Linked DNA regions of Mus musculus: all the other regions are linked to region 1. Evidence: chromatin loops called from intact Hi-C (ENCODE). Cell type or tissue: heart. All regions are shown on one strand. Region 1 overlaps Gm38708 (a long non-coding RNA gene). Region 2 has its middle 9.1 kb from the start of Gm46965. Region 3 has its middle 20 kb from the start of Mir6376. Region 4 has its middle 21 kb from the start of Dnajb8. Region 5 overlaps Ruvbl1 (RuvB-like protein 1). Region 6 overlaps Eefsec (eukaryotic elongation factor, selenocysteine-tRNA-specific). Region 7 overlaps Eefsec (eukaryotic elongation factor, selenocysteine-tRNA-specific).

Region 1 (4,000 bases):
TTCACGAGATGCAAGAAACGAAATTCTTTACATGAGATCCTCCGCATCTAGTGCTGGCAGACATTGGGTGTGGTACCAGCTGGAGACTTTGGCTGCCAATTGTCAAGTCAGGCTTACAAAAATGCTGTTTAAAGGCAAGCTCACACACAAGCCCCACAGTCCACGATCCTGGATCCTGGAAGGAGAAGTGCAGAGGCAGAACCAGAGGCTCCGAGTGGGAAAGCAACTTGTATAAAGCTGCCAAGCTAGGAGGCTTGGTCTGTGGATGACCATGTGGGAGGGGAAGGTCTGTGGATGGGGGAGCCCCCACTCAGCTCCTCTTCCAGGACAGTGCTGAGGAAACTGCTAGAACTTAAGGTAACTCCCAGCACTCCTGGCCAGAGCTACTCCCAAGCCCCAAGCCCCAGAATGGAGCCTGCTAAACTCCTTTTGGCAGTATGCCGTCCCAGCTCCACAGTCAGCAATGGACCACCAAGGCTGGGGCTGCTCTGTCTAATTAACCTAAATAATGAGGTTTCCTGTGGTTCAAGTACCACTCGGGCCACAGGTCCCACTGCTACCCAGGACCAGCTCTAGGAGAGCAAGATGGGGTGAATTCACCTCCGCAGGTGCAGAGAAGGGAGGGGCCATGTAGCTCCCTCTCATTCAGATCAGGTAGGCAGGTCCTGGGGTGTGGCTGCTGGGTAACTCTTGTACCTCACAGCCAGTGACTATCCTATGTTCAGTGAAGCAAGGAAGGCTTTGTAACCCGGCCCGTGGGGCTTACAGACCCCTTAGGTCCTCAGCCACTCCTTCCCCATGTTGTGATAATCCCAACTAGTCGTCAGAATTCCACAGCCCTGCCGTTGTTCAAAACATCACAGACCCCTGAACAAGCAAATGTTATTAGAGAATTCACTAGAAACGATAAAATTGACCATCAGACAGAGGAGGGGAGTAGAGGAGGGGAGAAGAGAATAACTACCGTCTAATGGATGCTATTTGGCCATAGGCAGACTTCTTCGGGTGGAGGGACCAGCAGACAGGAGGGGAGGGGGTTCTTGTCCAGAGACTCCAAAGAACCGCAAGGCCTCAGGGCCGCTGTCCCTGGAGGAAGGAGGACGGAAACCTGGCCTGGGCGTCAGCAAGGCCCCTACCATGGTTGCAAAGGAGATTGGCTTTTCTTCAGTCATAGGAATGGGTTTTTGTTGCCAACACGCGGTGGCCTTTGGCAGTCAGCCCCTGTCGAATTTCCTGCCGGTCCATCCTTCCAGCAAATGGTTGTGGGGCACCTACTGTGTGCTAGCCTTTCCCTTGGAGTCGCCCAAGCAACCACACAAAGCCAACGCGTCGGAGGGCACCTGCTGCCTCTCGCGCAGCGGGCCTGGGAACGCGAAGCCGCCAGGTGGCGCTCTGAACCCGCGCACCGGCCCAGCCAGCCGCGGGGGTCGCCCGCTCCGGCTGCAGGGGAGGAGCGGTCGGAGGCGGGGCTCACGCCGCAGGTTGTGTGACTTTGGGTTTGACCTGCCTGGAGATGAGCTAATCCCGCTGTATAATAGACTCCGGGGAGATAGGAAAATGGCCGCGCGCTATCTGCGTCGCCATGGGGACCATCGCCCGCGGGCGGGGCGCGGGCCTGGAAAAATACAGCCTTTGTGGCGGCGCGTGTCACTCACGGCCGGGACCTCGGGCGGCGGGCTGGGCTGTGTTGCCCCAGCTGCAAGGCCTTGGCCGAGGGGCCCCAGAGCCAGCACCAGGACCCCTGGGCTGTCTCAAACTCCACAGTCACTTGCCCGGTGTCGCTCTCCAGCACTCCCCGACCGAGCGTACAGCCATCTCATCCTCACAGCCAATGTCCAACCCAGAGTCTGCACAACACAGGCTCAATCAAGGCCCGAAAAAAAAAAAAAAAAAACCGGTCCTTACCTTCGCGCATCTCTCTGCACACCTAGTCGTTCTGGGTCCACACTGTCCCACAGACCCGTGCGTGTTCCAAAGGCCTGAGTCCCCGGCACAAACGTCAGCTACCGCTTCCATCCAGCAGCTTTAGGAAGACACCTTGTGGAGTGCAGCCTGCAAAGTGCTACACATACTTGGAGTGGCTTCGAACCCCTCTGTTCCGCACCCTCAAACAACATCCTCCAAGGCTAGGTACTTGTAGGCCCTCAAAGTAAATTGTCTCGTGCACTCGGCGCACATTAGCCGCATGCTTCCCACGAGGCCACGTGCAGCAACCCTACCCGCCAGCCTCTTGGTGGCCTCTGCTCTGGCACTCGCCACAACACTCACCATGCATGTGCGCAGGGTCTCGCACACGTGAACTTTCTCGAGGCACACTTACTCGCACACTCACATCCTTGCGTGCTCAGGGTCCACGCGCTGCCATACCCACGTGTTCCTCCAAACACACCAGGCAGAGCCGGGGCGCACACTCGCCCCGGCGAGCCCCCCGCGGACTTTATCAGCCTGCCCATCGGCGCGCGGATCTGTGGTGGTAAATGCTGCATTCGATGGCGGGCGCATTTGTTGTGTGCGCTCTGAAAGGGCTGCGATAATCTGGAAGGCAGAGATAAGAAACACCATTTATTCCGCGGCACTTTGGAAACAATTCCCAGCCCTGTACAACCCCATTCTCGGGCAGCCTCCGGGAGCCGGGCAGATAACGATTGGCTATTCATTATCTTCGCCGGGAACAAAGATTAGCCGGCCGAGATGAAAAATTACCCGGGACAGCGGCTCAGGCCCACTCAGACCCCCCTGCCCGTCTCCACCACCAGGCGATCCTTGCCCTGTCCGGGGTCCCAGCCCTAGCTCATGCCTTGCCGGGTCTCCAAGGACCTAGCTTCCCTTCAGCCAGGCCAGCTAGGCCTCTACATCTTTGGTCCTTACATTTCCCTCAGACCTGCTTTCTTTCCCTCCGCCCACGCCTCTCTGGGCCCTTCTCTCCTTGCTCCTTGCTCCTTGCTCCTTGCTTTACTCATCTGTTTTCTTTAGTCCCTCTCCAGTCCGGCATCTCTTCCTATGTCCATGCCTCTCACTGGCTGATACTTTCTTCGCCTTTATGCCCACCTCTCTGATTCATTCTGACACTTGCTAATTGTTTATTTCAGCCTAAGTACCCCAGTCCCTAGGCCCATCCTGCCAGCACTTCTGCCCCTTTGCGTGACTACACTAAAAAAATAAAATAAAATAATAATAAATCTGTTCCCAGGACCCCCTGCTTCTTGTTTCTCCCCTTTTCTCTAGAGCTTTCTGTCACTGTGACTCCAATTCACTCCATCCCAAGTTCTGGGCCTCATACTGCCTGCCTTCAGAAGATCAGATTGAGTGGCTCCTGTCTCTCTAGTCAGCCCAGTCCAGGGAAAAGAGAGGACTGATTGTCTCAGCTGCAGTTCCTAGGACCTTCCTCTATGAAACAAGGCAGACCTAAAAATAAATAAATAAATAAATAAATAAATAAATAAATAAATAAGGGTCTCTGGGGACACAGGCTCTACCAGGTCTCTAGTGGATTGGCTCAGTGCTCCAGGTCTGGCTGACCATATCCCTACCCAATAGGAAGGGGGCCTGGGAGCTGGTGGTCCCAGCGAGGCCACCTCATTAGAACGGTTATTCAGCATGGCCCTGGTAATAGCAGATAAGGCTTATCAGCTCATCTCCCCCTCCCACAGACATACAGAAAGTGCCAGAGTAAATGGCACCCCGGGGCTCCCCTGGCTGCCTGCCCTGATGGTTAGGGAAGGTGCGGCTGGCTAGGGAGCCTGCAGGGTACACATACTGTCTCCACACCCCTCCCCTTCCAGACATAGAGTAACCCTGGCTACAGAAACACAGATCCAGGATGGAAGGATGGTCAGAGGTGCCCACCCCTCAAGCATGGCCACAACCATCAAGCTCCCCCCCAAAAAAAACCATCAGTGTCAACCAAAGCAATAGCTCCGCAGACATATGTTTGCCCCCATCTACCTTCAGCTCCAAGTTAGACATCAACACCTGCCATTAAGACAAGCTAGCCCCGAGT
Region 2 (4,000 bases), 310 kb after region 1:
AGGACAGAAGCGGTGGAGGTGCTGCTGGGTTGAGGACAGTCCCTGCCATCCCTGCAGTCCCTTGCACCTGCTCTCCAGAGCTTTTAGTGAGCACTAGGACTGTGGCCTTGTGTTTTCTAACCACGGCCCCCCACTCCTGCCGCTCCTCCCTCTTCTGGGGTGTGACAGTACTAGGGGAGGGGACAGCAGTGCTCTGATGGGAGGGAGATGGTCTGGCTAGGTAGCCAGGTTTGGTTATTTTAATTTTCCTCCCTTTCCCCAGCAAGGCCTGTGATTATTACATTAATCTTACAGGCGAAGTTTTTATGGCCCATCCCTTGTAGACTATGAGAAGTTTCTCCATCCATTGCCAGGCAGGGAGCAGACCCTGGTGGGGAGGAAGTATTTGTTACATCTTATCAGGCTGACACACAATCTAACAACAATTACAGCAGCCCCATTTTTCCCACTAGTTCAGCTCCAGCTTGAAAAATTGTTGTAATATTAAAGTCAGGCAGGATGGGGGCTGGTCACAGGAGGTGGCCACTATCCCAGCTCTGGGCCAGGCTCCTGGGAGCCTCTCCTTGAGCTCTTTGGTGGCTGCTCATTCCAGGTGCGGTGCCTTCTCCCAAAGCCAAGGCACTTCCTGGCCTCTGCTTTGCAGATACCTTACCCCTTCAACCCTAGCCCTTACCCTGGCCAACCCTAGACTGCCTCAGAGAATACTCGGGGTTTAAGAAGGGACAGCTTGCTTTCTCACACCAGAAGGTGGTAGGTCAACATGCCTAAGTATGGTAGCTAAGAAATGGAATTGCAGGCAGAGGGCGGGACTTACACCTTGTAGCCATCCATCTCCCTGACCCTGGGCCAGCCCTGATTGGGTCGCTGGCCACATGTCTGAAAGGCCCTGTCTTTGAGTGAGGAGCAGCAGCCAAGCTGGGATGTGAAACTCTCTGAGGCCACAGGCACTATGTGACTAGGGTTCAGATCAGAATGACCAGTTCCTGGCTCTTGTTGCTAGAGGTCAGAGTTTGTGAAACAGGCGCAAGCTGAGGTCTAGCCCTCCACGTTTGAATGCAGTTCTGTTTGTGCTCCATGCAGAAACAGGTCCTGCTATCCCCTGGAAAGGAGTAATGGTATTACCTAGTATCAGCCAGACAAGCCAGCTCTCCCATGGGACCCTGAGAGGTACACACCGTCCTCCCATCCCAAGAAGCAAGTGACCTGGGGATGCGGGTGACCTGCGGCAGGGCCCGGCAATGGAAGGCGCGGGCTGGCAGGGCTGGCAATCGCCCGCTGGTCCTGTCGCCCTCCCCGTCACTCGGCACCATGCGGTGATTAATGGCCGGGCCGAGCGCGCGTGCGGCCGTCAGCGCGATGGATGTGGCTGTCAGGCCGAGCGTCCGCGCTGACCCCCGGCCCCGGCCCGCGCGATCAATGGGCGGCGTGCGACGGGCGAAGGCTGGGCTGGCGCGATAAGATGGGCCGATGCGCGCCCGCCGATTGCCCGCTCCGTCACCCGCCGTCACCGGCGCCGTCACGCCGCCCGCGCGCGGGTCGGCGCCGTCAGCACGCGTGATTAATGGGGACGCGGGCGGGAGGTGCGGCCCAGACCCTTGCAAATACCCGCGGACCCCCGAGTGGCGTGGCTCGCAGCGCCCCCGTGTGGCTAGACACGCAGTCTGGGGGTGGAGGATGCTTGTGGGAAAACAATTGGGGTAGGCACATGGAGTTTGGCTTTATTATTATTACTATTATTATTGTTGTTGTTGAGCTTGGCGTCATCATCATCATCATCAAGTAGACCTGAACTCTCTATATAGACCAGGTGGCCTCGAACACAGGTTCCTCTGCCTGCCTCTTCCTTCCTAGTGCTGGGCTTATAGTGTACCCTTGGCAGGATAAAGTTTTGAGTGGATAGTTTTGTGTTAATTCTGAGCAGGGTGCAGAATTTGGACTGAATCAAAGGAGTATGCATGATAGTGTGTTCCACTTCGTGGTCCCTCTGTGCAAGCCACTTTACACTCAGTGTATTTCCTAGCTAGAGATGGCAGAGATTAGGAGGAAGGGGAGACTAGAGATGGGGAGGAAGGTGCTGTCAGTCTCAGGTTCAGCCTCTGCATTTCATAATGGCTGACCCTGTTCCCTCATCCTGAGTGATGTAGGAATGCCTGCATATCCTTGCTTAGAGTTCTGGTTTGCTTGTATTCTCTTTTAAAGCTTATATTCACAGAGTAAAATCCCTAAGCCACAAGTAGGCCACTGTGAGTGCTGACAAAGAGAATCTTCCTAACCCCTTGAGCAGAAGGAATAACGTCTACTCACTTCCTCCTTGGGCCCTAGCAACAAACTAAAGTCCACTAAAGACCAGGGACTTCCTTGGTCTTACAGAGCAAAGGGTAGAGTATGGGTGACCTTAAAGCAGCCACAATGGAAATGTGCACCTGGCAGGGATGGTGACTCCTCATGGCTGTATAGATGGAGCCTCTTCCCTAATACCTTCCCACCTGTTTTCTAGCCCCTCTTGGAGGCCCCGATGCCAAGTCAGTAGAATTAGGGCAGGATGACATTCAACTTATTGGGTCGGTTGGCTGAGTACCCAGGGGAGGGGGCCTATGACATTCTCTGGCCTCCCCTTGAAAGAAGGAAGGTCACCAGTCAACAATCCCACCCGTGAAGATCCTGGGCAAGTGGGTCCAGCCCAACTGAAGATGGAGGCAGTTTGTCTTGGAGGCAGTCTCGGACAACAGCTGCTTCTGGCCCACTTCGTTCAGAACAGTGTATGGCTATCCACCATCTACTTATTCATGACTGCTCATGTTTGCTTGGGCTCTCCCATTTCCCATGCATGTAAGACTAGGAGAGGACATGAACATTTAGTTCCAAAGGGATTGCTAGAGCTTTCCAAATGCATTGTCATGTCCTTGCCCACTGCCCCCCATCCGGTGTCTGTCATGCTCTGTCTCAATCTGTTTGTGTGTGTGTATGCACATATAAGGGGGAGGGGAATACAGGTTCTCACTGTGTAGTGTAGTCTGGGCTGACCTGGAACTAAGACCAGCCTGCCTCTCCATCTGGAGCAGCGGGATTAACAGTGTACATCACCACACCAGGCTCCTCCTTGCCTACTCTGAACACGAACAGTAATGGACACAATTGCTTTTGGTATTTCCCTCCAATGTATCTTAGGGACTTTTCTGATGTAGTCCACACCCATACTCTCCACTATAGTGACAGTAGCCGGGGCTGGCCCAAAACTGTCACCCCTCTGATGGGTTGTGGGTGTTTTTAAATCTCCCTGAGGTGGGCTTTGAAGGATGTACAGGAGGGGAATACAGGTGATGGGCTTGGTAAACACTGTGGAAATTTATTGGGGGTATAAACTCCCAAGGTGGATTCTGCTTCCATTCCCACAAAGCTATTTGCTGGTACAATGCAATACCAGATGAACTTATCTCAGGTTTCAGCAAGAAGGGTGCGGGTACTGCCAGCTAAGGCACGCCTGTAGCAGTCCAGATCAGGGACTGGCACACCTAAGTCCAGGCTGGGTTTTTGCAGCACTCTTCCCCAGGGTCTGATCCACCCATGGAACAGAGATTAAACTCCTTGGTCTTCCCTACTTTCCTGAAGCTGTCGTCCAATCCAGCTAGGGCAGGCTGGGATGCAGGGAGGCAGTGGGAAGGAGAGCAGCATATAGGAACAGGGTTACAGGGAGCATGGGAACCTGGCTTATCAACTATTTGTCTCATTGCAGCTTAAGAGTTTATTCTGGCTCAGTCCGTGGTGGCAGGAAGTCAAGGCAGCCGAGTTGGAAGCCGTCGGTCAAGCTGCATCGTCATATGGCCGCCCCTGATATTCTAGCTTTCTCTTTTATCAGTCCAGGACCCAGCCAGTGAGATAATGAAGCCCATATTTAGAGCGGGTTTTCCTATCTCAACCTAACGAAGAAAACTTCACAGGTATGAAGATGTGGATCTCATCTACTTTTTTACTGGCATTACCACCTGTCAAGCTCACAGGC
Region 3 (4,000 bases), 66 kb before region 1:
TACCTACTTACACACACAGACACACACACACACACAGTGAGAGTATTACCTACTTACACACGTGCACGCGTGTGCACACACACACACAAGTATTTATGTGTGTCTGTCTGTCTGTGTGTACATTATGCTTAGCTCTAAGCCATTCTGTTATCAATGCAGGATTTCCACCACAGAGAAGATAGCAGCTGGACTCGTGGCCCCTGCTCCTGCCTTCCCACAACCACATTTAACTGGCTCTTCAGTGTTGAATAGCTAAAAGTTTTCCAACAGCCAGGGGAGTTGACATGGCTGTCGCCAAGCAGGCTAATGTGCCCACTGCTGACTAGGATGTCATTTCAGGCTGTCCCTGACTTTCAATAGTTTGTCTTAGGATGTTAAAATGACATGCATCCAGTAAAAAAATTAAATGCTTTGAGTTATGAATTTGGGTTTTTCTCCTGAACGAGCAGTGGTCCTCGATTTTGCTCTCCATGTTGTACAGTGGAAAGTGAATGACGTCCATTGGCCCTTTGATCAGGAGTGGTTCACTGTGGCGTGCTGTACCACTAAGTTATGATGCTCAATTGAAGTTGGGGGTGTCCAGTTCATTGTCACTTTGAATACCTTTTTTTTGGGGGGGGGGGAGTTAGGGACCTTGCCACGATGCCAGGGCCTTAAACTTCTGAGCTCTGGTTACATATACCCCAGCCCCATGATAAAGGTCTTTGATTTGCAATCTTACAGCTTCTCTTGGTCTGGGGACAGTACAGAGAGAGCCACAGTTCTGCTTAGACAATTGCGTGATGTTTGTGAAATTGATGTCACATCAGAGAAACCGCTGTGCTCCTACGCAGTTGTCTGTTTAGCTCTGTGGTGGCTTTTGAAAAGGGGAATCAAGTGCTGTCAGTCTTATGGTCATGTCAGGTCAGGGCATGAACAGACGTTTCAGTGGCAACCCTGCTACTTAGATGGGCCAGGGGACTGGACTGTGAATTTTTAAAGCTCATGGTTTCCCAGAGTGTGGCGAGGTGATCACAGGCGACCCAACATTGGCCTCTAGCCTTTCCAGGCTCAAGCTGGGAGAAGCACGTTGTGCAGGATGGGCGACCCAACTTTGGCCACTAGCTTTTCCATGCTCAGGCTGGGAGAAGCACAGTTTCACGTGTGCAGGATGGGCAGCTGGGAGCAGGAGCAGCTCAAGAAGGACCCCTAGTGGCAGCATCATGTAGTGCTGCTGTCTACCCTGGGGCCCCGGCTCAGGTCCCTGTTCCAGGGAACAGGTCAAAAGTTCTGAGCAGGGTTACCTTTTCCTGGGGACAACAGCCTGCAAGGCTTATGTTTCTTGGCAGCCTGCTGTCTGCAAGTGTCTTCCTGATTTCTGCCATTCCTGGGTGGTCGTTCCCTACACCGAGTTTCTCTGGAGGGTCCTGACCCTGCCTCCTCCCACATTCCCCATAGACCACCCTCAAACAGGCAGCCTGGCTACGCCTACTTCATCTCCCCGGGAATCCCTGGGCCACACATCCTGATGGGTCTTAGAACTCCAGGCTTCCTTGCCGCCCAGAAACCGCCCCTTTCTTGCTCAGTTGATGGCACCGCCTCTCCCATCAGCTTTTCTGCACACAGCTTCTACCTTCGCCCTCATGGGGGCAGCCACTGCTCAGGAAAAAGACTCTGCTGCAGACCTGGCGTTCCCTGTCCAGGCCAGCCTCAGGCCCCTGATCAGTAGTCAGGGGTGTGGTTCTACAAAGAGACTTTTACCTGACTCCACTTCCTTCTGTTCGCTGGCTCTGAGAGTCTGCAGGGCCAGTAAGCAGAACCACAGCCCCTTTTGGGGACCAGGAACCCCTGTTTGGCAAAGGGACTTAGAAAGCTCTGAGATCAGTCCCAGCCCTTCCCTCTAAGAGACAGAGAGCCTTCTAACAGGCTAAACAGTGGAGACCAAGACAAACTGCATCCAGATCAGTGGTGCTGCCTAGAAAGTGTAATAGCCTCATAGGTTAGCTCACGAAGCACGCACGGGTGAGACCTTGGCTTCCGCTCCTAGCATCACACTGCCCCCAGAAGTATGTGCAGTGACTTTGACAGGAACTCAAGGGCAAGAGAGAATCCAAACCCAAGTCCTTCTGAAAGTAAAGCTATATCTCTCATGAGTCATCTCAGACCGATCCCCTAACTCTCCCTCCCTGGGACCTCACAGTGCTAGAGGGAAGCCATGGCTTCCCCACCCCCACCTTATGCTCCACCTGCTTCCCAGCATGCCCTGCTCCCCATGCACAAGGCTGCCCAGCAGCCCCTTGAAGCTACACAGCCATCCTGAGAGCCCGAAGGTAAATTCTTTCCACATTCATTCGTCCACACCTACTCTGAACTGTCCTGAGCACGTGAGGCACTGCAGAGAATGTAGCAACAGCCATCTTTGTTTGCCAGAAGAGAAGTGACATGGAAAAGCCAGGGCAGCCATCAAGTAGATGGGAGACAGCCTTACAGTTTCTTGTTATGGAAACCGAGGAAAAATTATGCACCGGCTTCTGATGCCCCAAGTGCGCCCTGCCCTGCTCTGCCACTATGCTTGTAACCTGGAACAATTGGAGAGGTTCCAAAATGTCCCCCCCTCTGAGACGGACATGGTTAGGTCTGCTTTCCACGACTCCTACTGACCACAGCACAGCTAGGGTCTGCTGCACTAGGGAACTCGGGTTGCTTGTGGATAGTGTGTAACTTTAATTATTTCAAGCCTTATTTTGAATTATGGTTCTTAAATGCTTTAACCTCCCTTGTAGCCCACCATCCACCAAAGGTAGTGGGAAAGAAAGGATACGTGGGAAATGAACCTGTTTAGTAAGGTTCTTTGGAGCAACTCCTGTCTGTGTTGTCCGGAAATCGGCAGTTCGGTTCACAGGTCAGCAGTGGCAGCTTGGTCCACTTGCAAACACTGCACGGATATACCAGCAGTTCAGCTTGGTAGAGACGGGATAGCAAACACAAATCAGCAGTGGTGGCCCTACCTAGCAGAGACACCAGGCCTCAGCTGACTTGAGTCAGCAAAAGGGAGCAGGAGGAATGCCAGGAGAAGTTCTCTGCTGTCCCTCTCTCAGGGAAGCGAAGATCAGTGAAGATGTGAACCCCACAAGCATTGCACAGCTAGCTGTGTGAGCAAGCCCAGCTCAGCCTCAGTCTCTGTTCGTCGAGTCCTGTTTATATCCTCCAAACATCATGTGTCCTTCACGTGTCCTCAGCATGTGCATCTGTCTCAACTGACATCACTCTGCTAGTCAGCCCGAGTCTGCAAAAGTGGCATGTGTGTGTGTTTAGCAAAGAATCCTTCATCACATGCCCTTTCACGTGCTTGCTTTAGCAGAACATCCTTTCTCCTATGTCTGCTTCAGCGAAATATTCCTTCACGAGTCTGCCTTAGTCTTTCACCCTTGTCTACTTCAGGAAAACACTCCTTCATGTCTTTGCCCCAGAAAAACACCATTCAACACAAGTGACTCTACTCTTCAAAGAACCCTTAGGATTCCACTTCAGTTGTGCCTAGTGATAAGAAGTATGGAGAAAGAGGTGGGGCGGGGACAAAATGGGGACGAAGGAGGAGCTGGACGCTGATGCTGAGACATCCGATTCCTCCTGGGAGACACTTCTCCAGCCGTAATTGTGACATCAGAGCTTTGACTGGTGACTGGGGTCACCTGTGATGTGAGGGATGAAGACCACGGCGTCCTCAGTGTTGGTGCTTTCAGACAGCGGAGGCCATCTTGGTTATGCAAGCCACTAAGAAGAGACTGTAGTACCATTTCAGTCTCCGGGCTGCAACTCCCTCTGGAGTCTTAAGCAGGATCTGGCCCATGCTTTTAAAAAGTTGACGCTATGTGAAGGCTGGATGAACCAGGGTAGGCTGAAGCCAGAACATCCAGATAGAGCAGGTGGCTCAGAGGGCGGTGACGGTGGGAGCAGGGCTGAGGCAGGGGCTGGAGGAGATTCTAGCAGGGGTGTTCATGGGATATAGGGGGTAAGGATG
Region 4 (4,000 bases), 53 kb after region 1:
GAAGAGGATAGATAGCCCTGTCTCCAGACAGTTACAGCTGAACCAGCTTGGAGCAAACCCAGTTCAAGGGAGCCTGGGAAATGGGGGCCAGGTAGACAGAGACAGACAAATGGATGGAAAGAGCAACAGAAAGCGCACGCAGGCGCTCGAGAGAGACGAGAGACGAGAGAGAGAGAGAGAGAGAGAGAGAGAGAGAGAGAGAGAGGTGGAGACCCAAATAGAAAAACAGGCTAGAGACCCTCCAAAACGTGCCCACATGCATCTCACAGATGCCCAGTGGTGCTCCCAGACCTGGACTCTGACAGTTCCACCAAGCCAGGAGGGTTCCAGCACACATTCACATGTGTGCGTGCATGTATTGTGACGTCTCTGAAAGGATGCTGCCAGGGGAGCTCTCTCCACTCTGTGTGCCTGGCTGTGCATACTGTGGATACAGGGCAATGGCTGCCAGTAGCCTCCAGGGCTGCTGTGTTGCAGAATGTGCCTGGTCCATGCTCATGCCTGGGACCCCGTGTGAGCATGTGTGATGCGCTGGCATGCTGGCCCACTCGGTGGCACTCCAGGGCTGGCCTGGGCCTGGAAGGATTTCACCTAAGTGTCTCTTTCAGTCAGACTGTCCAGAGCCTCAGACCTGAACCCCAGAGCCAGGAGCCAGGCTGCCCATGTAAGGTGGGGGGAGGTGGGGGCCTTTGTCCCTTTCTGAAGTGACAAGAGACACACAAAAGGGCTTTTAATTAAATCAAAGGAGGGGGAAATGGGCCAGCCAGGCTGCTATTATGTTACCAAATGTGAAAATGAAAACTTATTTTAAAGCTCTGGTATTAATTTGAGATTATTCAGATAGTTAATTAAAAGTGCAGCATGTGTTAAATATTATTTCAACAGAGATTATCATCGGCCTCATGTAAGGCGATCTCGGGCCTGGGGAGCCCTACGCAAACGCTGGGCGCCGAGGGTGAGGCAGGCCCCACAGGGGAGCTGGTGGCAGGCAGCACACATTGAGGGACAGGGTTCCACAGGGTACAAAACTCAGTTCTTGCTCCTGGTAGGTGAACCTCAGCAAATCCCCAATTTTCAAGCTTTGGGGGCTCAGGAAACCGTCAGGTGGTGATTGGGCCAGTCAGCTGGCCAGCGTAAAAAAAAAACTCCCTAAATCCTCTTTGGGGACAGTAGCCACAGACTTGCACCTTGCAGGCTAGCACATTTGCAGGGGTGCAGGCCGGGGCATGGCAGGGATGAGCTCAGGGGTACATATATGGGCATATATATGCAGGGCATACAGGACCATGTGCAGAGACATGAGCTCAGGTGTTAGTGGGGGAGTGTGCGCAGGTATGGGACCGTGGGGGTGGGGGGTGTTTTTGGGCTGCATGTGAATGCAGGTTTCCTCCTCTGTTGCAGCCTTCCCTTGTGTACTCCTGACAGACAGCTTCCCACCTTGTCACCTGTGTCCTTGTGTTGCTCACCTGGCCTGGGCTGATGCTGTGTGCTCCTGTGTGCTGTGGGCAGGTTATACCTCTGCTTCCGAACAGCTGGCTGTGGTGGGACCATTCCATGGGAGGAAAACGGTCTCAGAGATGGGTCACTCAGGCCCAGGAATGAATCAGAGTGGAATTTTAAAATGTAAATAGCTACATTTTAAACAAACAGAAAGTGGATTTTAGCACAGGACATACACACACACACACACACACACACACACACACACACACACATGCATTTGTGCACCTTCTTTTTCTACTGGCCTCTGTGTCCAGCTATATGGGGCCCTAGCACTAGTGATTCCATGGGGACCCGGCAGGTCCCGGGCTGCTGCCAGAAGCTTGGTACCTTGAGTTCTTCCTGTTCTCCCCCACTCTGGCTCATGTCCCTGGTTCTTTACCCAGAGTCTCAGAGATATCCTTGGGCCCGCAGCCCTGTGCTCAGCTCTCCTCCGTGTCCCGCTTAACAATCCGGAGGCTGGGCCGTGCCTGCCCTCTGTCGGAGCCCAGGGGCAGGGCAGTGCAGGCGCTCACCACCCGACTGCCAGCTGTCCGTGCTCCACCGAATCCAGCAGCGAGCTGTGACTCGGTCACCAATGTGCTTAGACAGTTCCCGTGCTTCAGCTCGCTAGCTCTTACCCAACAGAAAGTGACTTGTGCCAACAGGTGCTCAAAGAGGGCCAGTGACCAGGACAGGGACACAAAAGGATTCTCGAGGAGGGAAGAAGGGAGGAGGGAGCACACAAATCTGGTGCACTTCTCTGAGCCTTATGGGGTCCGAGCCCTGGCTCTCTCCTTCTTCTTCTGTCCTTGTTGAGTCTCTGAGTGTTTCTGTCGTGTCCGGGGTTGCTGTGAGGATTAGACAGCTTGGGGCCAGGATCCGGTGGCTTCTTCTGCCCTGCCCAAGACTGACAAACAAAATCCATAGTCATCCCCAAGAAGATGGGGGTGAGGTGGGGCTTGCCATAGGAGGGGTGGAGTGGTGGGCACAGGGGTGACACCAATGTCAGGGAGGCCCAGGGGTTCCTCTGTGGCCAGCTATGTGTATCCATGTATCTGGGAGAACTGCAGCTCAGTGCAGGTGTGTGTGTGTTGGGGGGTGGGAGGCTCTGCAGCAGACCAGGGCAGGTGTGTGTGGGGGGGCTCTGCAGCAGGTCAGGGCAGGTGTGTGGGGCTCTGCAGCAGGCCAGGGCAGGTATGGGAGGCTCTGCAGCAGGCCAGGGCAGGTGTGGGGCTCTGTGTTTTTGTACAGCTGTGCCATTTTTCTCAGTAAGAATGATACAGATTTAAATAACCACAAAACAACCTTACTGCAAGACCAGCATTTCATTGTAGATGCCCAAGGCCTCATCTCTGGGAGCAGGGTGCCGCAAAGCCTCAGGTGCCAGGACTGTGTGAGCCCAGAACTAAGTGGTACAGGGTGGGGTGGGGGGTGGGGTACAGCACTGTGGTGTAGCCACCCAGCACAGGCTTAGACTGCCTCTGCCTGCCTGCAGCCATTGCTAGCCTGAGCCCCAAGCCTGGGTATCACAAACTCACCCTAGCTCAGCCAGCTCTGGATATATATATATATATATATATATATATATATACACTCTGGACAGATATATATATATATGCAGAGAGAGAGAGAGAGAGAGAGAGAGAGAGAGAGAGAGAGAGAGAGAGAGAGACTCACTGAAACTGGGGCTCCCTTACTTCACTAGACTGGATGGCCAGCAAGTTCCAAGGCTCCTTCTCTTTCTGTCTCTGCCCTCCCCAGCACTGGTGTTACAGGTACACGCTGCCTTGCCCATCTGTTTACCTGGGTACATGGAATCAGAACTTAGGTACTCACGGTTTCACCGCGAGCACTTTACTACGTCATTTCTCTACATCACACCTTTATGGTTAAATTATATTCCATTATGTGGATAGATTATATTTCATAAATCTACCTGCCTGTTAATGGATATATGGGGGCTGGCCTCCGGAGCTGGCTGTGAAAAACATTGCCATGATAGCCACATGTGAGTTTGTATGTGGATATGTTTTCAGTTCTCTTGGGTGTATACCTAAGACTAAGATTGTTAGGTTCTATGTTAATTTCTTTTCTTTGAAACAAGGCCTCCTCATTCTGTAGCCCAGACTGCCTTCAACCTCACAGGGCTGCTCCTCTCTCAGCCTCCTCAGCACAGGCCTCACAGGTGTGCACTAAGCCCGGTTCTTATTTCATTTTCTCCAGTGCCTGGAAGGAGCCCAGAACCTTGCTGGTCAGTGAGCTACACTCCAGCTCTGTTTTTGTTTTTGTTTTTCAAAGCTTTATTGAGACACCATTCCCATAATACTTTTCAGGGCCAGCAAGATGGCTCAGTGGGTAGGGTTGCTTGCTACCAAGTCGGACAGCCTGAGTTTGATCTCTGGGACTTACATTGTAAGGAGAGAATAAATAACCTGTAAGTTGTCTCCATGTACCTATACCATGGCACACTGTTGGGTGTGGACACACACACACACACACACACACACACACACACACA
Region 5 (4,000 bases), 300 kb after region 1:
TGTGAAGCATGAAGTCTCTGTGATCTTGGAGGTCTCAGCTGGACGAGCAGCTGAGACGGTTCTTCCAGATCCCAAGAGCAGCTGTGTCTGGATTTTGCCTGGCTTTGTGTGGCTGATGAGACAGGGTTTCACTGGTTAGTCTAGGATCACCTTGACTAAGAGATGCTGCATTTCCTCCTCAGCCTTCCTAGTTCTGGGGTCACAGGTGTGTGTGCTGCATGCAGCAGCAACCACTGTAGTCTTTTGCCCTGAATTTGCTCTTTGTTCTCAGGCAATTCTTACTGGTAGATTTGGTAGAAGAGGTAGCAACTCCAGCAGATCTTACAGTTCTGTTTATGACCAGACCCTACTGCTGCGGTTAAGACTGGGCTGTGACTCGTGGTGGCCTATTTGACTATGGATAACATCTTGTAAGGCCTGAAACCATCTTCCTGTTTGGAGAGGACTGAGACTGCGTGTGATTGAAGGCAACGTCACACAGGGCCATAAGACAGGGTCATTCACAGAGCACAACATAGGAATATTTGCATATGAAAACTCCTGTCGTCCCAGGCTCCCAAATCTGCTAGACTTGAGTTCTAGTGGGAGCTGGACATCGGGTTGGGAGGATGAGCAATAAGGCAGGGTGGGGCGTGTGAGGAGGTCATGGCCTTCCTGTGCACAACCCACTTGGGGTTAGCCAAACAACTTTAGGGAAAGCTGCCAGTTCTGTGGCCTTTAGGTGTGTTTGTTCCTGTTTTAGATGATGTAACTGAAGCTGGAATGGGGCCAGGGCCTGCTGGGGCCTCACAGTTGGGGAAACAGGTGTAGGGTGGGTTTGGGTGGAAGTCCGAGCTCAGAGCGGGAGCTATTTGCTGGTGCTGACCCTGCCATCCCACATCTAGATAAACTTCGAGGGGAGATCAACAAAGTGGTGAACAAATACATTGACCAGGGTGTGGCCGAGCTGGTCCCTGGAGTGCTTTTTGTCGATGAGGTCCACATGCTGGATATCGAGTGCTTTACCTACCTGCACCGAGCCCTGGAGTCCTCCATCGCCCCCATTGTCATCTTTGCATCCAACCGAGGCAACTGTGTCATCAGGTAGGGCCTCACGCCTGCTCCAAGGCTTCCCACCTTCCTTCTGAACGAGTGTTCTCCTTGGTTCGCATGCCTGCATGCCATGAGGCAGATGGGGAAGAAGCAAGGATGTGTCTTGGGTTGTTCTGATGAGGAAGGTCTTCCCAGGGGTCTTTTGGGCTATGGAGTGTGCGAAGTAATGGTCGCATAGGGGCTGGTCTTTAGTGGGATGTCATGAGCTAGCTAACTTCCTGTCTCCTGCAGAGGGATAGGTATTGCTAGCTTCACTTCAGGTGAGGGAACTGAATGGTGTAACTCTTCCCACCCCAGACCTTTCTTGAGAGGTTCAGTAGAGCCCTGGAGAGTGGGTCTTCGTACAGTCTCTCCTGTGTTAATACAGCCCCAATGCTGGGGTGGAGGGGTTTTCCAGACTCACTTTTTCCTAAGTACTCTGAGCCTGAGCTGCAGAGAATGTACCAGCTTTTGTCTGAGGCCCATGTCAGGTTCTCATGTGCGGTTTTAGTGCCCTAGAGGTTTTCTGTGGTCCTGTGGGACAGTCAGGGCTGGTCTCTGCAGTGCTGGGATGTAAAGGGCTTCTTTTCAAGCCCACAGCTGTTCCAAGAGACAGTGCCCTGGGGCTGTGTGATCTTGACAGTGGTCACTGGAGACACTATGGTCCTATGGCCCTCGAGTATTCAGGACAGCCGAAGCCACCCAGACTGCTGGCTTGCCTGTCCATGATGGTGGACCATATAGAATGCCACTGGCCCTTGCTGGAGAAACTTAGTCTACACACTGAGATTGTCCACACCGGGTGCTGGTGGCCCTGGGGAGTAAGTAGTCTGGTATTTGCTGTGAGCGTAGTGCATTACAACAGCAGCCACCCTCAGTTGTGTCCCCTATGCACTCTAGTTGGGATATGTTTATGGTTCAAGTGTAGATGGTGGCATTGTGTGTTCTGGCACCCCGTGATGCCATCTGGATAGGAACATATCACAGGTGTGTCCTGTAGTCTTGGGGAAGCTGCTGTGCCAGGTCCAGGCCGGCTGCTGGGGAGACTCAGGGCCCCCAGTCAGCGTCTATAGACTCCATGTGGGCCTGGCTCCGGAAGCCTGGCACCTGTGGCTCTGCTGGACACTTGCTTTCTTGCACAGCTTCATCTGGGCTCAGTATGGACACATGGTGCCCCCTGCTGGGAGCTCTGCCAACAGAGCTAACTGAAACCAGCGGGTGCCAACAGAGGCTGGCAGCTCTTGGACCCCGTTGCCAGGGCTTTCTCAAGAGGAAGGAGCCCTTGATCCCAGCCTGCTTGTGAGAACCAAGCTCTAGCCAGCTGCATGAACTCTACAGAGTGGGTTGGTGCTGAGTACCAGCTCCGTCGTGCTGACATCATCCGCAGGAGACCCACCACACTGCTGCTCCCATTGACTTGGGCAAGCAGGGCCTGGGCTCTCACCACGTAGGCATGTGGCTTGGATTTGGGTGAAGACTGAGCTCCAGAGTACACTAGTGTGGTTAGGATGCTAAAAGTCAGAACTTTAGGAATATCTACACAGTGTGACAATCTGTAACAAGTCGTCATAGCCTTCTCCCTGGAGGAGCTGCCAACCTCTTGCACCATCAGCATTATATCTGACATGTTGAGGGCTTGCTCCTTGTCAGGGTTCTAAAGTCTGTATGAGCCCCTATGGAGTGGTGTCAGGACACCCTGCCACCCAAGGACAGATGAGGCTGTCTCCCGGTGGTAGACTGCAAGCCGCAAGGGCTGCCACTTAGCTTGCTGGAAAGCCCACATGATGCCCTCAACCCAGCTGGGCAGTGAGTAGGTATAAAGTGTTGCATGGCATGGTGCAGAGCTGGCCTCAGGGGACACTAGGCTCCCTAGGTTGACCTTAGACGTCTAATCTTCCTGCTTTTCAACTTGTGGGGTTACAGATGTGCCCAGTTTCTGTTTTGCTTGTTTGCCTTTACTCTTGAGTAGTAAATTATTATGTACATCAATAATGTTTGAACATTACATGAATGTATTTGAGTATTTTCTACTATTCTTTGGGTAGTCTTAATCAATTTTTTTGGCAGTCTTTTGACACAGTTTAAAATTTTTATTCAAAACTCTTAATCTTTAGGGTAGGAGTTCAGCTCAGTGGAGCACTTACCTTGCATGTATAAGTCCTTGGTCTTCAGCCCCTGCCCCCAGGAACAAATTCCAGGCTACTTTGAAGTGCAGTCTGCCTGCTTTGTGCTTTGTTCTTACATAAGGAGCACTGTCTAACCTGAGACCACAGGCACATGCCTTTGTTTTCTCCCAAGAATTTATAATTCGGCTCTGGGTTTGTAAGTCAATTGGGATTAATTTTGAGCATGGTCAAAGAAGGGCCGATTCTACATCTAGACATAGATATAGATGTCCAGCTGTCATAGAGCCATTTGTTGAGATGACTGTCCTTGCATGCATTTGTATGCACCACATATGTGTGTACAAGTGCCATGGAGGTCAGAGGATGTTGGATCCCCTGGGACAGTTACAGGAGGTTGTGAGTCCCTGGTAGTGGTGCTGGAAACCTAACTTGGGTCCTCTGGAAGAGCAGTAGGATCTTTTACTTAGCGAGCCTCTCCTCAGCCCAGAATGACCATTTTTCTTACCAAGTTGCATTGCAGCCAAGCATACGGCTGCCCTTTAGAAATGTCTCATTGTGTCTACTGGGCCAGCCAGGCTCAGGCACGTGTCAGGGAACTGCCCATTAAATTGCCCAGGTGTTTACCACATTCTTAGTTGTCTCTGTCATTATGGATTACAGAGAGTAGCAGGCACTGATCCTCCATCAAGTGCATTGTTACCTGTGAACATTTGGTGATATCTGTAGACGGTTTTATTTCTCATGACTCAATGCTGTGGGTGTCACACAGCATCTCACAGTGCATACGACAGCCTCTGACAGAA
Region 6 (4,000 bases), 240 kb after region 1:
ATGTGATCACAGGATGGCTTGCCCAACATTCCCACTTAAGGTCTTTGGGCTTCATGTGCATAATTTGATATAATTCACTGTCTATACACCTCTTAGCTCCCTATGAAGATCTAGAAGCAGACCTGTCTTCCCTACCCTCCTAACAGAATGCAATGCTTAAGGCACAACATGCAAAGCTTATGGAGTGGGACAAACACAAGAAAGTCGACTGACCTCAAGACCCAAACAGAAAACTGTCTCAAAATTTCACCACAAGCAATGCTTACGGAGGGAACTCTACTATAAGGGAACTCGTCAGAACAATGACTCTATCTACATTCCAGACAGAACAGCACCCAGACCATTCTCTCAGAGATACACTCTATCTCTGTCAGCATGTGTCTCTGGTGCACCCACATATTGCTTGTTACAGGGGTCTCACTCATTTTGCTCCCTCTGAGCTGACAGAGACGGAACAAACACACAGCCTAGCTGGAAGTGACCACCTAGAACATGGGTCTCATTCCTAATTGCTAGCCCTACTATGGAAGTGAAAGGACGAAGCCACCCAGAGCCACACAAAAACAACTTCTCATCCCTGACAAATGAGCTTCTTTTGTAAACGAAAGGCTCCAGCATTTTTCAAAAATTCTGTTCCTAGAAAAAAATGTTTGGTGAGCCTCTTTTACAAACCTGATGCAGCAAAACCTTTCTTTTAGACTCAGACCTAACTAGAAGTCATGTGGGTCACAGAAAAACCTGTGAGTGGCCACCCACTAACACTGCACTCAGTGCTGTGACATTCACATTTAAACTAGAAGTCATAGATCAATTAAAGACCACAGGGGATGTCATATCCCTCCTCAACTACTTATGTGGCACCACTCTTACAGACATACTCCCTTTGGATTACATAAGACTAGAAGAAGACGTCTGATTCTATACAGGGCTCAGCCTGGAACTGCCTGTCTCCTTGATTGCTGTCAGGGGACTGAAGTGGTGGACAGCCCTTTGCATCTGGGTCTCACTATGCTTTGTTGTGAGATGATCAAGGCATCAAGTAAATGAGCAATATGGGAAGACCTGGCTTGTCTCCAGTCAAAAATGCTATCCTTGTCTCTATCCTCCTGTCTTATAGCACCCACTACTCCTGACACTCAAGCTGGTCAAGCCTCGGCTCTGTGCATGAGCTTTAAGAGCATGCTCCTGATACAGTCGTCCTATGCAAGACAACTGCCTCCACCTGGGGTGCACGGGCAGCTCAAAAGCCCAGGTGGTTCCCATGGGGATGCCAAGACAAGCTATGGCCATCCTATGCCTTTCCTCCTTTTGTTTCCTCAAGCTGCTGCCATCTGTAGCATTTCATCAGTGAGTGACACCAACATCCTAAAAACACCTGAGATCAGGAGGTGACTGAGGACAGGAAGGGGCTCCCAGTTCTGTAGCAGCTGAAATCTGGTGGGGGCAAGAACTGCATTCCAGCATGTGTCCTGCTGGTCCAAAGGTTTCAGCAGAAGAGTACCATGGAAGAACTGAAAACGGGAAAATCATTATTTAAAAAAAAAAAAGGCATAGTCAATCAATCCCGGGACACCAGGATGCAGGGGAGCCACCTTACAGAATGCAGGGAGCCACCTTACAGAATGCAGGGAGCCACCTTACAGAATGCAGGGAGCCACCTTACAGAATGCAGGGAGCCACCTTACAGAATGCAGGGAGCCACCTTACGGGGGAAGGCAGAATAAAAGAAACAGGGCGGACTGCTGACGTACACACCTTCAAACGCTTCAAAAGTTAAGGCAGATAAGCTTTACATTGATGTGAAAAGGGGAGAAAATACATTTGACCTCTTGCTCCAAACAAAAATCTGCCCATCTGGTTTTTAATTAGGAAGCCGGTGTTTTGCTTCTGTGACACTGTGTAACCTCTGCTAGTGTTGTACAAGACTTGCAACCATATTTTCATTGATTTAAAAAAAAATTAAAAATAAACATTGAAAGAAACAATATTTTTCTTTTTAGGAAAAAGAAGGCTAACAAGCAGCAAAGTTTTGAAGGAGTTGTGTATTTAAAGGCATATATGAGAACTCATCACAACCTTGACTTACAGTTTATTTTGTCTTGACTACATCTGAGGTCATTCTAACTCTGCTGACCTGTGAACCAGCACATGATCGCCCGTCTGAGACTGCAAGCAAACACTGCCCTCTTGTGCACCAACAGCTCTAATCAGCACAGGGTGTGTCTACCCACACCTAGTGGATGGCGGCGTACTGAGTAGAGCTGGGTCTCCCAGCCTAGGGACTTGTCAGGAAAAGGATGACACACATCTGTTACCAGAGTGTTTGCTGTGCATCCCCAGATTGCCTTCTGAGGCAGATTTTGAGATAAGAAGAAGGAAGCTCCAACTGGAGAAATCAGACCTAATGCAATAGATTCTCATGGTTCCTAGAAAACACTCACTCTTCAAAAAGCTGCTGGTTATCATGGGAACTTTTATTATGCACTTTAAAAAACTTTGAGAAATGATTGATGAACTTGCAATAATAAGTAAGTAGCACTTCCATTTACTTAAGAAGTCTGCACAAGGGAAGGAAACCCATTAGGTTCCAGAGGAGAAAAGAATCCCTCAGGTTACAGTTGCTCTAGTGACTCCCCCAAAGCAGACACAATCACTTCCTGGAGACCAAGCTGGAATCTCAAGAGAGCTCTGAAGTCAGTTACTATTCCCCTGTTTTAAGGAAAGGGAACTAGGGATGTGGCTCAGAGGCGGGGCGTTTGCCAGATCCTAGGTTCAATTCCCAATACGGCAACAAAAATAACACAAAGAACTTAAGAAAAGGGCAGAAGACACCTGTGCTAATTTAAAGCCAGTAACTCCTGCTCAGCAGCAAGCTCAGGGGAACAAGCTTCTCTGAAGTCAGTTTGCAGTTCTGTTCCAAACAACAGATCATCAGAACGTCAGCACCCACTCTTCCACCTCACGGGCACAGCTTGGAGACCAAACCATAGCAACCTCAGTTCTCCTGAAAAGGCAAAATCTGTCCCTTCCTGACCCTGTGTGTTATCTTTCACCCAGGACATCCTGCAGGAGGGGTGGTGGGAACATCAAGGGCAGTATGCTCAAGGAGACTAGCAAAGTATGGCCAGCTCCGTGACTGGATGGATGCCTTACTTGACATCTCTACTGTCCACTCAGGACTGCTATCTTCCCACCCTGTAACTGGAGCCTGAGATGCCAGTGTGCCAGTGTACCACTGGTCACACTACAGAACAGTGGAACTGGCTAACTACTGCCATGCCAGAATTGCCTGCCAACCCTATTTCCACCTCAGCCCATTGCTCTACTACAGGAAAGTAGTACAGAGTGTTCCCAGTACACAGGAGGCCTGAGATTCGATTCTCCAATACTACAATAAAAACATTAAAATTTTAAGAAAAGGGCAGGAAACACCCACATGAATCTGAGGCCTGGTAACAGAAACCGGCAGGACTAAGGACACATAAAAGCCAGTAAAGAAAACCTGGTATGGCCAACCACCTGTAGAGGGCTAGTGTGAATGTCTCTCTGTGTCCATGGATCACAATATACCATTGCTTGTCCTCCAGCAAAACCAGGGCTAACAGAATCCAAGTGTGCATATCTGTCCAAAGATAGCCATGACTGCCTACCACCCCCTCTCCCCATTACAGACCAGCCCAACCTGCCCTCCTCAGAGCCACTGCAGGCGCTGCTCCTCTGACATGTAGTATCCATCCCCAACTCACCAGTCACAGGCCCCACACTTTTCCAGAATTTACTTTCAATCCTACTGCCTCAGGAAGGTGTAAGGGAGATACCCCAAAGCCAACAGTCCTGTACTGTCCTTGGTACTGACCATAACTCACAATCTTTATGGTTTTGTTACTTCCTAATACCTGCCTCCCACCTGTCTGGGAGGCTAGGGTAACTTCTGCCTTCCTTGCATGCAGATCTCTTAGGGACTGCTAAATGAACTTGATAACATGATGATGAAACTCTT
Region 7 (4,000 bases), 130 kb after region 1:
AGAGTCCAGGGCCAAGGCTGCAAGTGGCAGCCCTGTCACTCACTACCCCAGGGGCTGGGGAGCTGAAGTCTTCCTTGGCCAGGAACAGATACTTTTCAGCTTAACAGACACAGCCCCTGCTTATGGCAGGACGGAGAAAAGTAGGAGAACCAGTGTCTTCCCCAGCTCAGATTAGAGACACTGAGGTGAGCTCTAATTTTGTCATCCTGCTTACAGGCTCAGCACACCAAGTCCAAGGTTATGGGTTACTCATGGCTCTGCTTCCTAGGCTCTCAAGCACAGTGGCCAGAGGCATGGAGATAATGGTGGCACCTGCTTTTCTTCCTGAGAACTGCAGAGCAGACAGGCCCCTCCTTCTGTTCTGTTATGACTTCATTAAACTGCACAGGGTGTGTGTGACTAGAAAACAACCAATCCTCTGTTGTTTTCTACTTCCTTTCTCAAGTATGTTGACTTTAAATGGATGGATGGTGTAAAAACCTGAAAAGGATGGCACATGAGTAGAACCCCAGAATGTGGAGGTGGCATCTCAGCAAGTCAGGCTAGGCCAGGTAGGGAAGTCAGACAGGATGAGGCCCAGGGCAGCTGCCAGGCTGTCCTGAGAAAAGCCTGAGAGGAGCAGATACTTCTCTGGCTGGAAGCAAAGCTCTCTGTTGGTCCTGATGGGTCTTATCTCCTTGCAACTGGCCACTTGTGTTTTTTTCTAACTCTACTTTAGGTCTCTTAAAACCTGAGCATCCATTTGAACCTTACGGCTGGAGAGTCACAATAACTTCTGGCTGGAACCAATAGCTACTGGCAGCTTTTTATAAATCCATCTACAGCCACTCACTGGTTATATAACCCATGCACATATCCTCTATGAACCTCAGTTTCTCCTTTTGCTACATAGTGGGTATGGAGGTTATCTGCATGGACCCAGACAGATGATCGCTAAGGGCCCTCCTTCCTTTCCGCATCCTGTATGTTGACCCTTGCCCTTTAATGCTGCTGCTGGGCTTTCCCATCTCTTTACTTGTAGTTCCCAGCCAGGATCTCCATCCCTTTCTTCTTGCCCTGTTCCCTGATTAGCTGCTAAGCCCCACCATGTGATACTAGGCCCACTCTGTCAACCTTACCTCTCTCTACTTGTGATGGCTACCACCTGGAATTCCGGTTCTCTGCAAACCTTGGACTAAGACAATCCCAACAATAAGTGAAAAGCTGTTATACAATCTCCCATGACCAGACCTGGTTCAGTCCTTGGTGAGTACTTGTGAGAAAGTGATAGAAAGAAAAAACCCAAATGCTGCATAGCCTGGTTCCCAGGTAAAGGCAGACTGTTCTTGAGCTCCTGGGCACAAGCCCCCAGCTGACATCTGTCAGAATGGCCCATCCATAACCACTGACAGGCCAAGGGAGCTCAGAAGAACAAAACAAAAGCTAGGCCTCTCTGCTTTCCTAGCTACCTACAGAGCCTATGCAGGCAGCGTGTGCCACAAACAGTTAAGGAATTAAGCTACTTGCTCCATCTAACCCCAGACAACAGTTTAATCTGCCACAGAGCCAGTGAGTTTGAATAGCATGGTGTGTCATGCACTCCTACAGTGGGAGTCACACAGGGTCACTGGGTACATGTCTGCCGCACTAACCAGTCCAGGGGTAGGTAGGAGAGAAGCATGGTCCCGTCAACAGGGCAAGGCCAGCTGCTGTCAGTGCAGCTCTGTTCGTTAGAGGAGACCCAGGGTGATGTGCAAGGCCAGGTTTTCAGCCAAGCTGCCATGGCTGCACTTACAGAGTGGGGACTCTTCTCAGCCTGACCCTTCCTATTAGATCCTCTGTGGCGCAGATACAGCATACTTCCTGCCTGTCCTAACTGCACATGAAACTCAGCCATGTCTCAGGGCGGGTTTCTAGTCGCTGGTGTGGGGGTAACGTAACAGAAAGAAGACTCTCTGTTACGAACGAAAACCCAGGGCACGGCCAATAAAGCAGCCATGTAGCCTGTGGGAACCAGGCCTGACTTTCAATGAACTTCCTTCGACTAAGCCCTGAGTCCTTCCTTCTCATATAAACCTTAATATATGACCACAGAGAAGAAGCCAAGAAAAAGCCTTGGCCACTCCTCAGCCCCAGGGAGCCACGCCTTTTCTTTACCTGCAGCACACTGTCTTGGCCCCAAGAGTAAGGGACTCTGGACTGGATTTCATTTTTCTCCAAGTCTCTGGCTCCATCTACTGTCTCTGAACGCGACACAGAACTGAGGCTAGAAACACTGTCCGGAGTGCTCTAGAGCTGAGGTAAAGCTTGGAGGGCAGCACAGGAGACGCCTGCATGTGGCCAAGCTACATTCCAGGCAGCAGATCCGCCCCCACTCGAGGAGCCTGGGAGGGTTGCAAGGTACTGGCCAGAAGGCTGTTTGCTTGACCTTTGAGCCCACTGCAGTCTGCTTCCAATTAAGCACAAAATAAGTCTAGTTACCAGGTTACATTATGTGCCATAGTTCACCTCAAAAGCCAGAAATACAGGGTGACCTGGAATCCACCCACAGTGCTATGGCTGCTGCTAACAGAAACAACAAATAAAGACTTGGGAATTAGGGACCCCTGAGGTAAGTGTGAATCATAGCTTAGCAAATCACTGCTTCAACTGTGTTACCTTGGGAGAGTCGCCATCCTGAGCCTTAGTTTCATTGCCTGTCAGAGAGTAAGAATTAACTAAAAGGCCGGTGTTATCCAAAGCAGGTGAGAAAACATGAAATAGGGAGCGCAAGTCCTGGCGACTCCAAAGGCTTTAAAACTACCCATCTTACAGACAGGAACACTTGGGAAAAGTGTGGGGGGACTTTAAAAACTGTATAGACAAAGAATTCCTTAAAGACCCGAGAGAAAGAGCCTAGAACCTGAGATGAGAAACTCCTCCTTAACCAGTTGCACAGGTAAAGGACCCCAGGGGCATCTGGGAAGTAGCAGTTCTCAGTGGAGAGCACCTAAGGTGGTGCTGATGGATCTCTGAGGAGAGGTTGTGAGACCCTCCCAGGGTAAGAAAGGGACATGAAGCCCAGGGAGGCAGAGTGAAGTGGAGGCATGGTGGCATATTCAGTCAGAATACAAATAATGGTAGGCTTGGCATCGTGTACAAAAGGGAATTGTTAAAGCCAACACTGCATAAACAAAATTTAAAAGGAAAAGCGGCAGATGAATGCCAGGCGTTGTTACATATAATCCAAGCACTTGTGAAGTAGAGGCAGGCATATCTTTGTGATTTTTGAGGCCATCTTGGCTACATAGTGAATTCCAGGGCATCCAGGGCTACATAATACAAACACATTTAAAAACAGACAACAGAAGCAGGGCAGTGGTGGGCACACACCTCTAGTCCAGCACTCAGGAGGCAGAGGTAGATCAGTCTAGTCTACACAGGGAGTTCCAACTTGATAATAGAGAAATCCTGTCTCAAAAAGACCAAAATAAAACAAAATAGACAACAGGCCATTTTTCAGGAAAACATGTTACCAAACTGATAGGAGGGACTGAAATAAAAAAGACCAGAGTACCACCCTTCCCTCCAATACTGAGTTCAGATGCTTGCAGAGACAAGCTCCCTTCCTCCTCTAAGGAGCAGACAAAACACAGAGGAAAGTGGGCAAGCTCTTCCTCTGAAGTCTTCTGTTCATATGACACCATAACTTGACAGAAGTGTCAACCATATATCTCAATTATGAATGCTAACATAAATATCTTAAAAGTATTCAAAATTACAATCCAAATATTAAAAAGAATGACAGGTAACTAAGCAGCATCTATTCTGTTATGCACTACTAGAGAACCCAGCACATTAGTAGAACAAAAGATTAAAAATCATCCTAAATAATATTATAAAGATTCCTGGTAAATTTCTATAGTGCTTGTTGACTTAAAAAATAAGTAGAAATTTTCCTTATTTCAAGGAAAAAGTTAAATGAGTCCAGAAACTAACATCTTGTTCTATAACCAGTCAGCACTGCAGTAAGAGAAAGGAA

Evidence for each region. A loop is a pair of places that touch in the nucleus more often than their neighbours do. Peaks named below come from ENCODE experiments on the same cell type or tissue, not always from the same donor. Only the 100,000 strongest peaks of a DNase experiment are listed, where the experiment ranks them.
Region 2: a loop joins it to region 1, with 5 times the contacts of the local background. A loop is called at or near these places in 29 of 42 quality-filtered maps.
Region 3: a loop joins it to region 1, with 5 times the contacts of the local background. A loop is called at or near these places in 16 of 42 quality-filtered maps.
Region 4: it touches region 1 in a loop (7-fold over the local background); 12 of 42 quality-filtered maps call a loop at or near these places.
Region 5: a loop joins it to region 1, with 3 times the contacts of the local background. A loop is called at or near these places in 20 of 42 quality-filtered maps.
Region 6: it touches region 1 in a loop (6-fold over the local background); 13 of 42 quality-filtered maps call a loop at or near these places.
Region 7: a loop joins it to region 1, with 5 times the contacts of the local background. A loop is called at or near these places in 14 of 42 quality-filtered maps.

Annotation. Positions count from the first base shown.
Region 1 is chr6:88,188,255-88,192,254 of GRCm38, forward strand. Gm38708 (a long non-coding RNA gene) reads right to left here. Exons shown (of 4, transcript XR_001785312.2): 2 at 1,906-3,405. Among named protein-coding and RNA genes, the nearest start is that of Gm38708, 7.1 kb to the right of the region's middle. RefSeq lists enhancers at 1,369-1,768, 3,528-3,759. In heart, no CTCF peak of the experiment used is centred here; DNase peaks (open chromatin) are centred at 1,507, 2,257 and 2,767; H3K4me3 peaks cover 2,072 bases; H3K27me3 peaks cover 3,824 bases.
Region 2 is chr6:88,498,735-88,502,734 of GRCm38, forward strand. No RefSeq gene overlaps it. Among named protein-coding and RNA genes, the nearest start is that of Gm46965, 9.1 kb to the left of the region's middle. In heart, a CTCF peak has its summit at 1,654 (motif pointing left); DNase peaks (open chromatin) are centred at 1,627 and 3,727; H3K4me3 peaks cover 1,357 bases; H3K27ac peaks cover 2,068 bases; H3K27me3 peaks cover 398 bases.
Region 3 is chr6:88,122,511-88,126,510 of GRCm38, forward strand. No RefSeq gene overlaps it. Among named protein-coding and RNA genes, the nearest start is that of Mir6376, 20 kb to the left of the region's middle. In heart, CTCF peaks have their summits at 1,241 and 1,615; a DNase peak (open chromatin) is centred at 1,591; H3K4me3 peaks cover 627 bases; H3K27ac peaks cover 552 bases; H3K27me3 peaks cover 1,528 bases.
Region 4 is chr6:88,240,798-88,244,797 of GRCm38, forward strand. No RefSeq gene overlaps it. Among named protein-coding and RNA genes, the nearest start is that of Dnajb8, 21 kb to the left of the region's middle. In heart, a CTCF peak has its summit at 1,993; a DNase peak (open chromatin) is centred at 1,983; H3K27me3 peaks cover 3,395 bases.
Region 5 is chr6:88,484,829-88,488,828 of GRCm38, forward strand. Ruvbl1 (RuvB-like protein 1) reads left to right here. Exons shown (of 11, transcript NM_019685.3): 8 at 885-1,083. Among named protein-coding and RNA genes, the nearest start is that of Gm46965, 4.8 kb to the right of the region's middle. In heart, a CTCF peak has its summit at 2,247 (motif pointing left); DNase peaks (open chromatin) are centred at 743 and 2,273.
Region 6 is chr6:88,429,211-88,433,210 of GRCm38, forward strand. All of the region lies in intron 1 of Eefsec (eukaryotic elongation factor, selenocysteine-tRNA-specific), which reads right to left. Among named protein-coding and RNA genes, the nearest start is that of Eefsec, 15 kb to the right of the region's middle. In heart, a CTCF peak has its summit at 2,201 (motif pointing left); a DNase peak (open chromatin) is centred at 2,201.
Region 7 is chr6:88,319,788-88,323,787 of GRCm38, forward strand. All of the region lies in intron 4 of Eefsec (eukaryotic elongation factor, selenocysteine-tRNA-specific), which reads right to left. Among named protein-coding and RNA genes, the nearest start is that of Dnajb8, 100 kb to the left of the region's middle. In heart, a CTCF peak has its summit at 2,219 (motif pointing left); no DNase peak of the experiment used is centred here; H3K27ac peaks cover 316 bases.